2 separate regions of the Homo sapiens genome follow, and region 2 is linked to region 1. Evidence: read pairs that join two places in POLR2A ChIA-PET (ENCODE). Cell type or tissue: Panc1. All regions are shown on one strand. Each heading gives the region's core, and the rest is flanking DNA. Links, peaks and the distances in the headings are about the cores only.

The links. Peaks named below come from ENCODE experiments on the same cell type or tissue, not always from the same donor. Only the 100,000 strongest peaks of a DNase experiment are listed, where the experiment ranks them.
Region 2: POLR2A ChIA-PET joins it to region 1 with 7 read pairs; 2 of 35 experiments call an interaction of 5 or more read pairs at or near these places.

The regions. Positions count from the first base shown.
Region 1 is chr20:54,191,656-54,199,673 of GRCh38, forward strand. No RefSeq gene overlaps it. Among named protein-coding and RNA genes, the nearest start is that of PFDN4, 12 kb to the right of the region's middle. In Panc1, for the core only: no CTCF peak of the experiment used is centred there; a DNase peak (open chromatin) is centred at 3,270; H3K27ac peaks cover 1,527 bases.
Region 2 is chr20:53,849,928-53,857,945 of GRCh38, forward strand. It overlaps LOC124904934 (a long non-coding RNA gene), which reads left to right. Exons shown (of 4, transcript XR_007067664.1): 4 at 2,267-3,778. Among named protein-coding and RNA genes, the nearest start is that of BCAS1-AS1, 62 kb to the right of the region's middle. In Panc1, for the core only: no CTCF peak of the experiment used is centred there; no DNase peak of the experiment used is centred there; H3K27ac peaks cover 2,400 bases.

The sequences.
Region 1 (8,018 bases), core at 1,681-5,680:
CTTCCCGGAATGGAATCACGGCTCAAAGAATCCCACAAGGAAAGACAAGCAAGTGAGCGTGAAAAGCCAGATGTGAAAGGCAGCAGAAATGCTTCACGTGAAGTAAGTAACTTATGGAAGCTCTAGAAAAGCAGGAAGGGATTAAACATGCATTGATTACGATATGCTAAATGGGCTGGGCGTGGTGGCTCACGCCTGTAATCCCAGCACTTTGGGAGGCCAAGGCGGGCAGGTCACGAGGTCAGGAGATCGAGACCATCCTGGCTAACACAGTGAAACCCCATCTCTACTGAAAATACAAAAAATCAGCCTTTTACTCCTAAGCACTGATTTGGGATTTGAGAAAAATTTTACAAAAAATCAGACTTTTACTCCTAAGCACTGATTTGGGATTTGAGAAAAATCCAGCTCATCCGTCTGATCTGGCCTCTTGATCTCAGAAGCTAGGGGAGACCATTTTTGCTCCACACATAACTAAAGCCAATAGAGGAAGGTGGTTTGCAGAGGTAAAGAGGATTGAAGCAGTTGAGCAGACAGCACAGAGGAGAAATGAGGCAAAGGTCTGATGTCCTAATGGTTTCCATCTGCAATCTCTTCCAAAGGCACTTTCTGATCAAGTAGCAATTTGGACTTTTTTTAGTTGTAAGCAACAGAAACTGGCCCGGCTATCCTCATCCATAAAGATTGTATTGCATTCAAAGGCTTGCAAAAGTGTGGCTAGATGATCAAGCTTGGGGTGTGGGGAGGATTCCAAAACGGAAACCCACCACTGATGCATGGCCAGAACCCCCCACCAGAGGATCCTGCTGTGAAGAATTAAGAGCCGTGGATCCATCGACGCCAGGTCATCTACCCACCCTCTGGCTGCTGGCAGTGGGAAGAGCGAGTTGGTGCCCTTCCACTTCTGTAGTTGATACTGGGGTCCTGATTGCTACCGGGGTGCTCTGGTTATATATCACACTCCAGACTTGGTGGTGTGAAACAATAACAGTCTTTTATTATTATCATACCTCATCATGCTGGGAGATGACTCTCATCTCCTCACTGAGGTTTCCTGTGCAGTTGCAGAGAGTTGGTGACCGGGGCTAGATTCACCTTAAGTCTTCCTCACTCAAGTCTGGCAGTTGATACTGGCTGAGAGCTGGGGTCTCAGCAGGGACCATTGATTGGAACACTGCTGGGTGCCTGGACTTCCTTGCAGCACAAAAGGTGGGCACCAAGGGTTAATGCCCCCAGAGAGAACAAGGTAAAACTAGATTACCTCTTCTAGCCCAACCTTGGAAGTCATATGGCAACTTCTGCTTCTGCTGCACTTTTTTGGTTAGAGGGGACTCACCAGATAAGTCCATATTCAAAGGAAGGGAAGTAGGCTTTTGATGGGAGGATATCAAAGAATTTGCAGAAATGTTTTAAAAGTACAATTGCCTCAACACGAAGGAATCTACTTGATTTCCTAAAACTAGAATCCTGGTTGCTAAAGGTTCCATAAGACACCCCATATATTGCTTAGCAAATCACCATTCATTGTTTAAAGTAGTTCAAATTAGTTTCAATTTCTTGCAGGCAAAGACACCCAACGGAAGCATTGGATTCCAAGACATTGAATTCCTTGAAAGGAGAGATTTAAAAGTACCTAGAATACAACCTTCCATATGACATTTATTAAAATTGGACAACTATACTTTGAGAAAATGATTGATATGAATTACAGTGTGATTGACCTATGGTCTCAGATCCAAACCGTAAACCCTACACATTCCCACGGCTAATCGTTTTAGGAATAGACCAATCCCCAGATAGTAAGTGAAGACTCAATGGATTTTGGAAGTCAGTTTGGCACAAAGACCCTGGAACAGCTTCCGGGGCTAGAGGTGGAGTTTCCTGTTGCTGAGGTGGAAGATCACGAGACAATCAAGAAACATGCCTCTTCCATGGCTTGAGGTCAAGTCTAAGCTTGCTCAGTATCTGTTACTCTCTGATTGAACTTCCCTTTAATTCTCCCATCAGCCAAGCTTTGTCTCTGAGGTCTTATAGGAAGTTTTTGGCAAAGTGGCAGAGGTGGTGAAGGACATCATGAAAAACCTGGAGCCAATGAAGCAGAAAGACTTATTCTGGAATACATGGTGTGGCATCCTAGAAAACTCTAGATATGACAGGTAAAAACCTGTGGAGGGAAGAGCGCGTTAACATTCAACATTGAAGTAAGTTAACCTCAACGAATGGTTGTTTGGTTGACAAAAAATAGACCCAAACAGAGTGATATTCAGCCAGTATCATTCAAATACCTGTGGGTTATCTGAACAACATTCTTGCTTTCAATTTCTTAATGCTCAAATTGCTTAGACATTTTTTCTTTCCCAAACAGGTGGGTAAATCTAACTTTTTTGGTGTCTCTCTTGGACATCCCAGTTAATGCTGATAGTTAAATTTATACTAGACAATCCCATAGGAAGCTGCCCCTCAGAGATCCGCCTGCTTCCTGGAGACACTTCTGACATTCTTCAAAATTGCCAGATAACATTTGAATAGCTCTGCGTTAGAATAGCCAATAACCCCTGCATTAGAATAGCCAATGTAATCACTGATTCTTCAGCTGCACTCCAGAGCCTTAGGGAATAAGTTGCATGAAAAATTTTATGTGTATATAATATATAATTATATATATATCATCTACATATATTTATATAATATATAATTATTATTTTATCTACATATATTTATATAATATAAATATATAAACATTAGTTTATATAGTTATAGAGAACAGAGGGCATAGCATGGGTGAGTGCCCCCAGAGAGAATAAGGATGGAACAAATATATAATAAATATCTATATTTATATATATAAACAAATGGAACAAATATATATAAATATTATATGTGTATATGTATATATAATAAATATATATTTTAGATATTTATGTATACATTACATATATAAATATATATATACATATAGTGAATCAAACTCGCTATAGCGAGTGCTCATGCTGTGAAAGATATCTGGGAAAGAGACTGATGGAGGGAACCGTATACACCCCAGGCTAGACTCTAAGCTTTTTGAGTGTGGGTGTCATATCTGTTTTGTTTGCCAGTGTATGCCCAGAACCTAGCACAGTAAGTGACACCTAGATGACAGGACGGACTTTGCAGGCATGCAGCCCGTGTGGTCACACAGGGTCCTGCACTCAGAAGATCCCTGCACATGACTCAGTGCTCTACTGTTGCCATCCTGAAATTGTTAATAGTGTTTGAACAAGAGGCCTTGGGTTTTCGTTCTGCACTGGGCCTCACAGTCTGTGGTTGCTCCTGATGACATTCAATAACTATGTGTTGCATGAATGAGTCAGAGGCCAAGGCCAGGATTATGTTCCTACCCTACCCTTAAACTCTGGGTCAAGGTGAGAGTGTTCCTTTACCGGAATCGAAGGTTCGTCTCTCTTGCTCTCATTTGCTGTTTTCAGGCTGATTTTTCCAGCAATGAGTAACAGCAGGGGCCATCCGTTTACTTCAAGGGAAAACTCTCCTCCCCATGTGCAGCTGGTCTGACCCGGTTCTGCAGCAGGACAATTTGCCAAGACTTTGATGCAGAAAATTCCCTTAAGGGGACTTATTTGGTCGTAAGTATCGTGTGTGAAAGACATCAATATTTAAGTCCTGGTTGGGCTTCATCAGATTCAACCCTGTTCTTGTCCAGTTTTATCAAAATGTATAAAGTCTAATCTTAGGGAACAAATGTGCAGTGATGCTAATGAATTTTAATAGCATTGGACGTCTTTGATGCCTTGTCTTATGTCCTCCTGACCTATCTTGTTGCTCTGGCATTAAGTTGACAAACAGCTGTGGCCAGGTGAACCTGACCTCAGTAGTACCTCATGTCCTGGGGCTTTTCTACTGGCCACAGGCAGCACCTGCAGCCATCTAGCGCAAGACCAAACCTGAAAGTGCAGGAGAGGTAACACCTACCGGGGCAACCCTTGGCTGAATGGGGCTGGGTGGATAAATGCTGTCTCTGTAGTGAGGACAGTTCTGAGGGACAGGTGCTGGAGACCAGAGGGTTTGCAGGAGGAGCAAGCTCCAGCGGCCCACAGGGTCATCAGCCCAGTGGCAGCCCTTGGAACAGCTTCCTATCTTCACCTTTTTCACGTTTCCTCCAGCTTCCCCAGATCCCTTCCCACCATGAACTCCCTGCAGCAAGCCCTCGTCTCAGGCTCTGTCCAGACGTTAATGTAGCCGTGACGCATCAGTGAGCACTCTTTTGATTTTAAGTGACAGATAACTAAACCAAACTTTCCTAAGCAAATGAATTCAATGACTCAAGTCATTGAAAAGTTCAAGGGGACAGCTAGCTGAGCTCTCAGTGTGACTAGGGGAATGCTTTCTATCAGGCCCTGTTTTATCTCTCCCTGTTCCTCAGTTTCACTTCTGTGTTGGTTCCGTTTTTAAATGAGTTCGCTCCTGATATGGCAAGATACCAGCCACTATGCCAGAACTGCCATTTCTACAGCTTCACAGCAAATAGGAAGAGAGGGCTTCTGGCTCCCATTGGAATCAGAAGTTGAGGCTCTGATTGGCCTCAGTTTGGTTCTGTGCTTATTCCTGAACAGTCATGTGACCATGAGTTGCTGAATGGCTGACGGCTGTTCTCAGGCTCCACCACTAAGGTGGTATGACAGTCCACCCAGATCACATGGACTGATAGGGAGGAAGGGGAGGGTCCTCACATTGAAATCAGGGCTATTGCCAGAAGAGCACGAAATGGGTGTCGGGAGGCAAGCACCACATGTTCAGGAGAACTAATTCTTCTTGGGCAGCCAATCAAATGTGGAGTCTGATAAATACAATTTTGCTTCCCATTCCCCATCAGCAAAGAGATTATTACAAAATAAAGTCTGTAATGATGAGTTACAGTTGGATATAAACCTATTAAAATAATGCATTATATAGATTAATTCCCTATGTATGCATTATTCAAGTGCTTTTAATACAGTTCCCCCCCTTTGGGGAGTGGGATCTTAAAATAAAAAGGAGAAAAGTTTTCATTGCTATGTTGTCCTATATATCTTGTCAAATTATGCAAAAAATACATGTAGACTTGTTTCACAAACATAACTAGATAGCATAATTACTTGGGTGGTACTAAAATTTGTTTGAACAAAGTTAGTTCTAAAGGAAGTGAGGCAGGATTCTTTTTGAGAAGTATAATATTTAATTTTTATGGGTATGGGAAAATACAGTGTAGATGAGAATAACTACGATTTGTATCCTTATTTTATCAGATAACAGTTATATAAGGTATAGAAACTTAGAGGCATTACCCAATTGTCCTGAGCCTCCTTTCACCACCTACAAAATGAAAATTATACCTATAGTTTGAACTGAATTAATTTGCAAAATTAATTTAAGAACCCAAAGTATATATTAAATGCTTAAGAGAAATACAGCCTCTTTTTAAGGCCATTGACAATTTAGGGACTGCCCCTCCTCCTCATGTCTTCGCAGACAGCTTTTCCGGAGCTTAGCAAGTGGTAGCTCGCAAAGTACTGAAATCTTCTCCTAGGATCCATGTCCTACACTGCTACAAGAATCACTGATTACATTGGCAATTCAACATTTATTAGGTCAAATGGAATCCATCGTAGCCAGGACCTCAGCTCTCCTTCAGTATGCTCAGATAACACCTGACCGAATATGGGAAGAGGCTCATTGTGTAAACACAAACGTGGAAGTGCCTTTTATTAAAACAAGATTTTACCTGTAGAAAGATTTGAGCATTCAATTTGCCTCGAGGTAGCATCTTTACCTGGAAATGAAATCTCATTCTGTTATTGGAGCCAATGTGTTTATGTCACCATTGGATGCAGGAACAACTTAAAAAATAATAGTATACATATGTTATGATTAACTCTAAACTTTTGTTTACTTTAAGGATAAGCTAAAAAAACTCACTATTGTCAAAAATAGCTTCTGTAATTTGTTCTTTTCACAAGAAGTAAAATTCTTGTGTTATTTTTTATTCTCTGTACCTTGCGAATAACTCATAACTTAGGAGTTCCCAAGTTATGTTCATTCCTCCATTGCAATCTCTGTCCCACCCTTCCCTTTCTTTCCATTTCCGTTGCAATGTAATGTAAGGTTAAGAGCATGGAATGCAAGAGGTGCCAGTTTCAACTCTAGCTCTACTGTTTCTAGCTCTGTGTCCTCGAGCACATTATGTCCCGTACTCTTGCCTCAGTTATACCATCTGTGTGTAATAATGATAATACTACCTCCTTTATAGGGTTGGTTAACTAATGGTCTGTTTTATAAAGGTCTAAAAACATTGTATACGTTGAAGGGCTTTTAAAAATGCTGTACTTTTAGCCAGGTAAAAATTCGGTTAAGAATTCAAACTAGCAAAAGATGATTCTACTTTGGCCCAAAGGCAGTGGTTTCCTGGGTTTGTGTCATCTTGCTTTGCAGCGTGTAGACAATTCTTCAGGAGTTGCAGAGAGAAAAATAACATGCCAGATTTTGGGGTCACAGTGCCATCTGCTGAAGAAAGGAGTGTTGCTCGAACAATGAGTCCACATGATCACAATTTGCGTAAGTACTAGGCCTAGCCAAAAAACAAAACAAAACAAAACAAAAAGAATGCAATAAGTTATGGACTCTTGTACATTGTAGTGGAGTGAATTCCTCAACAGCTTACGCTGTATTATATATTACTGTATTAATCTCTAAATACATTATCACTTATTTATTCATGCATTGATTTATTCATTAGTTAACATTTGTTAAGCACCTACTTTCCTGTTGGTGCCGCAACAACAGAGATGAAGAAAACAGGCATGATCTGTTTCCTTTGGTGCTCTCAGTTTAACAGGGACACAGAATTCAAAAGGGAATATACCAGGGAGGCGTAGAAAGCTGCTTTAGGGGGCAGCGGATGCTGCTCTTGTCTGGGAGATGGGTGCGTTTGAGGAAAGCTTGTGTCTTAGTCAGTCTATGCTGCTACAACTAAAGTCCTGAGTCTAGGTAATTTATAAACAATAGAGATTTATTCCTGACAGTTCTGGAGGCTGGAAAATCCAAGATCAAGGCACCTGTAGGTTTAATGGCTGGTGAGAGGTCCAGTCTCTCCTTCTAAGATGCCAACTTGTTGCTGTGTCCTCTGCAGGGCAGAATGCTATGTCCTTACATGGTAGAAGAACAGAAGAGAATGAACCTTGATATGGTTTGGCTGTGTCCTCACCCAAAATCTCATCTTGAATTGTAATCCCCATAATCTCCATGTGTCAAGGGAAAGACCAGGTGGAGATAATTGAATCAAGGGGGCGGTTTCGCCTACTCTGTTTTCGTGATAGTGAGTGAGTTCTCACGAGGTCTGATGGTTTTGTGTTTGGTAGTTCTTCCTGCATTTATTCTTGATCTTGCCGCCCTGTTAAGAAGGTGCCTTGCTTTCCCTTCACCTCCCGCCATGATTGTAAGGTTCCTGAGGCCTCCCCAGCCATGTGGAACTGCGAGTCAATTAAACCTCTTTCCTTTCTAAATTACCCAGTGTTGGGCAGTTCTTTATAGCAGTGGGAGAATGGACCAACACAAACTCGTTCCCTCAAGCCCTTCTATAAGAGACCCAATCCCATTCTTGAGGGCTCTGTCCTCAGACTTAAAGACCCCCGCCTCATTGTAAAACCACATTGGCCATTAAATTTCAACTACGAACTCTGGAGGACACATTCAAATCATAGCAGCTTCCTTGATGGGAGTAACATAGACGCTGAGTCTTAAGGATAGGCAGACGGTAGAATGCAGCTGGCTGAACAATAGGAGAAAGGCATCATAGGCAGCAGGAAAAGCAAGTGCAAAGGCCCTGAGGCAGGAGGGAGCGTGTAGCATTCACAGAATGGAGGCCCAAGAGGGTGAAGCACAGTGAGTGAGGGGAAAGATGGTCCAAAACAAGGTCAGGGAGGGAGGCTAGGCCCTGGTAAGAAATTTAAGTGCAATGGGAAAACAATGAAACATTTCAAACAGCGTTA
Region 2 (8,018 bases), core at 1,428-5,427, 340 kb before region 1:
CATGACTCTTCAAATTTCTTTTGAAATTTCTGAAAATGCCTGGTGCGGTGGCTCATGCCTGTAACCCCAGCACTTTGGGAGGCTGAGGCGGGTAGATCATGAGGTCAGGAGTTCAAGACCAGCACGGCCAAGATGGTGAAACCCCGTCTCTACTAAAAATACAAAAAAATTAGCTGGGCGTGGTGGTGCGTGCCTGTAATCCCAGCTACTCAGGAGGCTGAGGCAGAGAATTGCTTGAACCTGGGAGGCAGAGGTTGCTGTGAGCCCAGATCGCACCACTGCACTCCAGCCTGGGCGACAGAGTGAAATCCGTCTCAAAAAATAAAAAAAATTAAAAAAAAGAAATTTCTGAAAATACGTATATGGGGGATTAATTGCACATGTGGTGTTGTACATCCATTATTCTATTTAATCCTTACACCAGCCCTATGAAGTGTCTATGATTAGTGTTATTGCCCTTTTACTAATAATAAACTCAAGCTCTGGAGGGTTAAGTGTAAGTGGTTCAAGCTCATATAGTGCCAGAGAGTAAAGATGTAAATTCCCCCACCCCATCAGCAGAGAGCCCCGTGCTCGTTACCACCATATTATTCGTGAACATTTCACATCAGCTGGGACTTTTTGCCCAGGAAATTACACATCTGTGCACAATTTTGCATACCATTGCAGAAGACTGAGTCTATCCCAAACTCCTTGTTCTAAAGTAGAAGTTTCAACAAGGGACTGTAACTTCCTCCTGAAACACAGTTTGGGAATTGGTAGAGGTGCTTTGGATGAACACATCAGTGTAGTACTAACATGTGCTGGCATACACAGCAGGGATGATGGGTTGGATGTATTTTTTGAAATGTATTTTTAAATTTACATACAGTAAAATTCACTCTTTTTGGCGTACAGCACAATAAGTTTTGACACAGTATAGTAATTTGTTTGTTTTTTGAGAGACGGAGTCTTGCTCTGTTGCCCAGACTGGAGTGCAGTGGCACGATTGCAGTTTACTCCAACCTCTGCCTCCCAGGTTCAAGCAATTCTCGCGTCTCAGCCTCCCGAGTAGCTGGGACTATAGGTGCGTGCCACCACGTCTGGCTAATTTTTGTATTTTTAGTAGAGACAAGGTTTCACCTTGTTGGCCAGGCTGGTCTCGAACTCCTGACCTCAAGTTATCCTCTTGCCTTGGCCTCCCAAAGTGCTGGGATTACAGATGTGAGCCATAGCACCCGGCCTAAATCTTTTCCCCGTTAAAAAAATGGGTAATTTCTTTTTCTTTTCTTTTTCTTTTTTTTGAAACGGAGTTTTGCTCTTGTTGCCCAGGCTGGAGTGCAATGGCACAATCTCGGCTCACTGCAACCTCCGTCTCCTGGATTCAAGCGATTCTCCTGCCTCAGCCTCCCAAGTACCTGGGATTACAGGCATGCGCCACCACACCTGGCTAATTTTGTATTTTTAGCAGAGATGGGATTTCACCATGTTGACCAGGCTGGTCTTGAACACCTGACCTCAGGTGATGCGCCCGTCTTGGCCTCCCAAAGTGGTGGGATTACAGGTGTGTGCCACCGTGCCTGGCCGGTTTATTTTCTTATTTTTGAATTTTGAGAGTTTAAAAACCATATTATCAAAAACCTTTGTCGAATATATGATTTGCAAATTTTTTTTCTAGTCTGTAGCTTGTCTTTTCATTCTCTTAACAGTGTTTTTTCAGAGTGAATTTTGATAAAGTCTATTTTATCAAAACTTTCCTCTATGTATTGTGGTTTTGCTGTTGTAGCTAATGTTTTCAAACACCATAAGCCAACCAAAATACAACTAGGGGTCATATTTGCCCTGTGGGTAATCCATATTTAGGTAGGATTTTTAGGCTAGAAGGAACTTTAGGAGACATGGAAGACAGAAACATGTGCCTCTTGTATTTCCTGCAGCAGGGACTGTAATTGACCGAGGGCCCTGCGATGCTGTGATCTGAAAGCTATTATCATATTTGTGCCAAGGTTACATTTCCCGTGGGCTGCTCCTTGCCCACGACTGCATGCGACAGGGATACTAAGGCAGGCTTGTTCCTGGGGGACATGAGACTCCTCTGATACATAACTTTGGCTTTTTCAAAACTTTCTCAGAACTGCACCACCCTCTCAGACTTTCCCTACCAACCCGTCCTTTTTCCCCTTCTTCCTCTGCGGGGGTTAGGGCAGCATTGTGGGAAATCTCCTTCCCCTTCTCCCTCCAGCTGTTTCTTCCAGGAAATGTGAGGCATGCTTTTTCCACTTTGCAGTCTGATAGTCTGCACCTCAAAGGAACCAAACGAATGCAGAGGATCCCCTGCCACAGGAATCACTGTCTCCAATGCCATGCCTGGCAGGTAATGTACATGAGTAAACAGGGTCAGGTGAGGACTGAGGTGAACTGAAAATTCCATGCCCTATTTTATGAGGACAGCTTCTACCTAGTTCTAACAGGCTGTTATCAAGATGAAATGTGAGCCCACAGTTGAATGCCACTAGATATTTAAAGAGAAAAGCTACAAAATTTTTACAATTTCTTTTTTTTTTTTGAGATGGAATCTCGCTCTGTCGCCAGGCTGGAGTGCCGTGGTGCAATCTCGGCTCACTGCAATCTCTGCCTCCTGGGTTCAAGCGATTCTCCTGCCTCAGCCTCCCGAGTAGCTGGGACTACAGGCGCACACCACCACACCCAGCTAATTTTTTGTATTTTTAGTAGAGATGAGGTTTCGCCATGTTGGCCAGGCTGGTCTCGAACTCCTGGCCGCAAGTGATCCGTCCACCTCGGCCTCCCAAAGTACTGGGATTACAGATGTAAGCCACCACGCCCGGCAATTTTTACAATTTCTAATTCAACCCTGTCATTTGTCAGAAGGAGACAGCAAGACAGAGAAAGGAAGTGCTTTTCCTAAGATCATCTGAATAGAAGGTGCAAAGTGTGGCTGGAATCCAGAGATGCCACCTCCTGATCCAGCTCTTTCCTTTCTTCCTCTCTATTCATTATTGATTGACTATCTGGGTTTGTATTTGCTGTGTCACAAGTTATCTAAACATTTAGCATCTTATAATAAGACATATTTATTGTCTCATAGTTTCTGTTTGTCAGAATCAGCCCTTGCTTCAGGGTCTCAGACAAATCGGCATTCAAGATGTCAGCCTATGCTGGGATTTCATGTAAAGACTCTACATGGGAAGAAGCTGTGTCCAGGCTCAGGCGGTTATTGGGAGGATTCAGTTCCCTGAGGGCTGTTAGATTGAGGACCTGAGATCTTTTCTCACTATTGGTCAGAGGCCACCCTCCATTCCTTGCCACCTGGGGCATTCCAGATGGCAACTTACTTCATCGAAGTGTGCAAGCTGAGAAGGCCACAGAGAGAGTCTGCTAGCAAGACGAAAGTCACAATCTTTTGCAACCCAATCGTGGAAATGACATCCCATCCCCTTTGCTCTATTCTATTTGTTAGGAAGTCACTAGGTCCAGCCCACACTCAAGGGCCTACACTACAGGGACATGGGGATAGGGTGGGGACCATGGGGCTGGGCTAGAATTCTGCCTACCACAAGGCCTTTTTTTTGAAAATGGAAAATTCTCAGTTGTGCTTGATCTTTCTCTTCTAAACCAGGAAACCACTTTTCATGGGAGAGGTCAGGGATCTATTAAGACAGAAACAAGAGGGGAGGGGAGGGGAGGGGAGGGGAAGGGAGGAGGGAGGGAGGGGAAGGGAGGAGGGAGGGAGGGAGGGAGGAAGGAAGGAAGGAAGGAAGGAAGGAAGGAAGGAAGGAAGGAAGGAAGGAAGGAAGGAAGGAAAGAAAGAAAGAAAATTGGAAAGGCTCCTCCTCTCCCTCTCCCTCTCCCCACGGTCTCCCTCTCCCCACGGTCTCCCTCTCCCTCTCTTTCCACGGTCTCCCCCTCCCTCTCTTTCCACGGTCTCCCCCTGATGCCGAGCCAAAGCTGGACTGTACTGCTGCCATCTCGGCTCACTGCAACCTCCCTGCCTGATTCTCCTGCCTCAGCCTGCCGAGTGCCTGCGATTGCAGGCGCGCGCCGCCACGACTGCCTGGTTTTCGTATTTTTTTGGTGGAGACGGGGTTTCGCTGTGTTGGCCGGGCTGGTCTCCAGCTCCTAACCGCGAGTGATCCGCCAGCCTCGGCCTCCCGAGGTGCCGGGATGGCAGACGGAGTCGCGTTCACTCAGTGCTCAATGGTGCCCAGGCTGGAGTGCAGTGGCGTGATCTCGGCTACAACCTCCACCTCCCAGCCGCCTGCCTTGGCCCCGCAAAGTGCGGAGATTGCAGCCTCTGCCCGGCGGCCACCCCGTCTGGGAAGTGAGGAGCGTCTCTGCCTGGCCGCCCATCGTCTGGGATGTGAGGAGCCTCTGCCTGGCTGCCCAGTCTGGAAAGTGAGGAGCGTCTCTGCCCGGCCGCCATCCCATCTAGGAAGTGAGGAGTGTCTCTGCCAGGCCGCCCATCGTCTGAGATGTGGGGAGCGCCTCTGCCCTGCCGCCCCGTCTGGGATGTGAGGAGCGTCTCTGCCCGGCCGCCTCGTCTGAGAAGTGAGGAGACCCTCCGCCCGGCAGCCACTCCGTCTGGGAAGTGAGGAGCCCCTCCGCCCGGCAGCCACTCCGTCTGGGAAGTGAGGAGCGTCTCCACCCGGCAGCCACCCCGTCTGGGAGGGAGGTGGGGGTCAGCCCCCCGCCCGGCCAGCCGCCCTGTCCGGGAGGTGAGGGGCGCCTCTGCCCGGCCGCCCCTACTGGGAAGTGAGGAGCCCCTCTGCCCGGCCACCACCCCATCTGGGAGGTGTACTCAACAGCTCATTGAGAACGGGCCATGATGACAATGGTGGTTTTGTGGAATAGAAAGGGGGGAAAGGTGGGGAAAAGATTGAGAAATCGGATGGTTGCCATGTCTGTGTAGAAAGAGGTAGACATGGGAGACTTTTCATTTTGTTCTGTACTAAGAAAAATTCTTCTGCCTTGGGATTCTGTTGATCTGTGACCTTACCCCCAACCCTGTGCTCTCTGAAACATGTGCTGTGTCCACTCAGGGTTGAATGGATTAAGGGTGGTGCAAGATGTGCTTTGTTAAACAGATGCTTGAAGGCAGCATGCTCGTTAAGAGTCATCACCACTCCCTAATCTCAAGTACCCAGGGACACAAACACTGCGGAAGGCCGCAGGGTCCTCTGCCTAGGAAAACCAGAGACCTTTGGTCACTTAACTGCTGACCTTCCCTCCACTATTGTCCTGTGACCCTGCCAAATCCCCCTCTGCGAGAAACACCCAAGAATGATCAATAAAAAAAAAAAAGAGAAAGAAAAAAAAAAAGACAGAAACAAGTGCTGGTATAACTGCAGAAAGAGATAGAGAAGAGAGATCAGTGAGAGCAAGAAGGAAAAAAAATTGCAGCGGATAGTGTGAGGGGAGCAAAAGGAAGCTCCAAGCCAGGACAGCAAAACCCTCTGTTCTCCTTTTCAGATGATTTCACTGTGCTCTCTTTTCTTTCTTTTTTTCTTTCTTTTTTTTTAGATGGAGTCTCACTCTGTCACCCAGGCTGGAGTGCAGTGGCATGATCTCAGCTCACTGCAACCTCTGTCTCCCAGGTTCAAGCGATTCTTCTGCCTCAGCCTTCCGAGTACCTGGGATTACAGGCGTGAGCCACCATGCCTGGCTAATTTTTGTATTTTTTAGTAGAGACAGGGTTTTGCCATGTTGGCCATGCTGGTTTCGAACTCCCGATCTCAGGTGATCTGCCCGCCTTGCCCTTCCAAAGTGCTGGGATTACAGGCGTGAGCCACTGCGCCCGGCCTGTTCTCTTTTCATTTTGTACTTGCCACAGGTGTGAAAAACTGACAGATTGTTCTTAGCAAAGTTCAGACATGGCTTTTGCAGAGATTATTTGCTCTTTTGATGATTACGTATTTCTTCTTCCACTACTGATAGTGTATGTAGTTGTCAAGGGAGAATACCCAGATCAAAACAAAGGAAACTGATTCCTTTGCACATAGGGAGGAAGTTGTAACTGCCCAATGGGTTCTCCTTCCTCATTGCCTAGACAGACCTGATTTATCAAAACGGGAATTTCAATACAGAAAGAGTTTAATTCATGCAGAGCTGGCTGTACAGGAGGCCAGAGTTTTGTTGTTACTCAAATCAGTCTCCCCGAAAACTCAGGGATCGGGGTTTTTACGGATAATTTGGTGGGTAGGAGGTTGAAAGACGGGGAGTGCTGATTGGTCAGGCCGGAGATGAAATCCTAGGGAGTCGAGGGGGTCCTCTTGTACTGAGTCAGTTTCTAGGTAGGAGCCATAGGACCAAATGAGCCAGTCTATCCAGGGCTGTGCTAGCGGATTCACTGAGTACAGGGTCTGAAAATATCTCAAGCACTGATCTTCGCTTTTACAATAGCAGTGTTATCCCCAGAAGCAATTTGGGGAGGTTCAGAACCTCGCAGCCTCCAGCTGCACAGCTTCTAAACCATAATTTTTAATTTTGTAGCTAATTTGTTAGTCCTGCAAAGGCAGTGTAGTCCCAGTCAGGAAGAGGGTTTTTGTTACAGTCTTTCTTTCAAAGTGAAACTATCAACTAAGTTCCTCCCAAAGTTAGTTTGGTATCCACCCAGGAATGAACAAGGACAGCTTGGAGGTTAAAAGCAAGATGGAGTCAGTTAGATCAGATCTTGTTCACTGATACAGTTTTCTCCATTGTAATTTTTGCAAAGGTGGTTTCAAAGTGTGGAAAAATATTAAATGAATAACTGTTAATATTTTTAAAGGGCTGGACAGCCTTGTCCCATTGAATGCTCAGAACAACCCTGTGAGATTGATATTAGTATTGCCCCCATTTTACAGAGGAAGAAATTGAGGCTCAGGGCGATTATGAAACTTGCCTAACTGAGGTCACAGCCAGATGGTGCTGGAGCAGGAATTGCTTCATATTTGTTTTACTCCAATAACCATCACCAGAGCATTACCCAAACTTCATTCACTCATGTATAAACTGTCATAGTTGTTGTCATATCTAATATCGCTTATCCTACTGTCACATATTTGTATCATATATGGGAACATTTTACCACTCTCTCCCTATAACATGCAGTGGTCCAGGCTCTGAACTGCTGAACTGAACTGAGTTCAATTCTGATTCTACCACAAGCTGGACCATCTGGGCAAGCTACTTAACCTCTCTGTGAGCTGCAGTTTTCCCATCTCTAAAATGGAGCACATGGCTCAGTTTGCCGGCTAGTAGAGAGACTAAGTAATATGATAGAAATAAATTACCAGGTACATTGTAGGTGCTCCATAAATACTTTGTTGGAAGGACCCTCAAAAAGTAGAATTTCTATTTAATTAGCTCTTCTAAATGACATATCCATAGTTAACATATTTCCAACACCATCATCAATATTAATGAATTTCTTAGCTTCCCAGGACTTCCCAGAAATGTCCAATTAAGTACTTGTTAAAAATGGAATGAAAATTTAATATCCCATAGTTTGAGGCAATATCAAAAAGCCTTGTTAGTCTATTTGGATCATATCAAGGAAACTAGATAAATATATTTGCTTATATTTGCTATAGTTTTGTGTGTGTGTGTTTGCTTACTTGTGGAAACCATAATGACCAATATTATACCATGGCTGAGAGTGTAGATTTGGAGGTTTTAATTTCTGATCCCTCAGTTCATTGACTTTGTGACACTGATTATCTAATAGTTCTCTGTCTCAATTTCATTAGATAAGTTGGGAAGGCTTTCAGCTGTAAGTAGTAACCACCATAACAAAAAGCCAACAGAGGCTGAAACAAAGAGGTTACAATTTTTCCTCACTTTAAAGGATGCAGAGGTAGCAATGTGCTTCTGTAGCTCAAGAATGTCAGTGCTTTGTGGTTCACCTAGTCTTTCCTTATGGTCACAGGATGCCTAACCCAGTTCACTTTTATGGCAGGGAAAAGAGAAACAAGTAGAACCACTGACATCTAATCATTTGCAAGACAACAAACCCCTGCCCAGAAACTTTCCAGCCGTCTCTT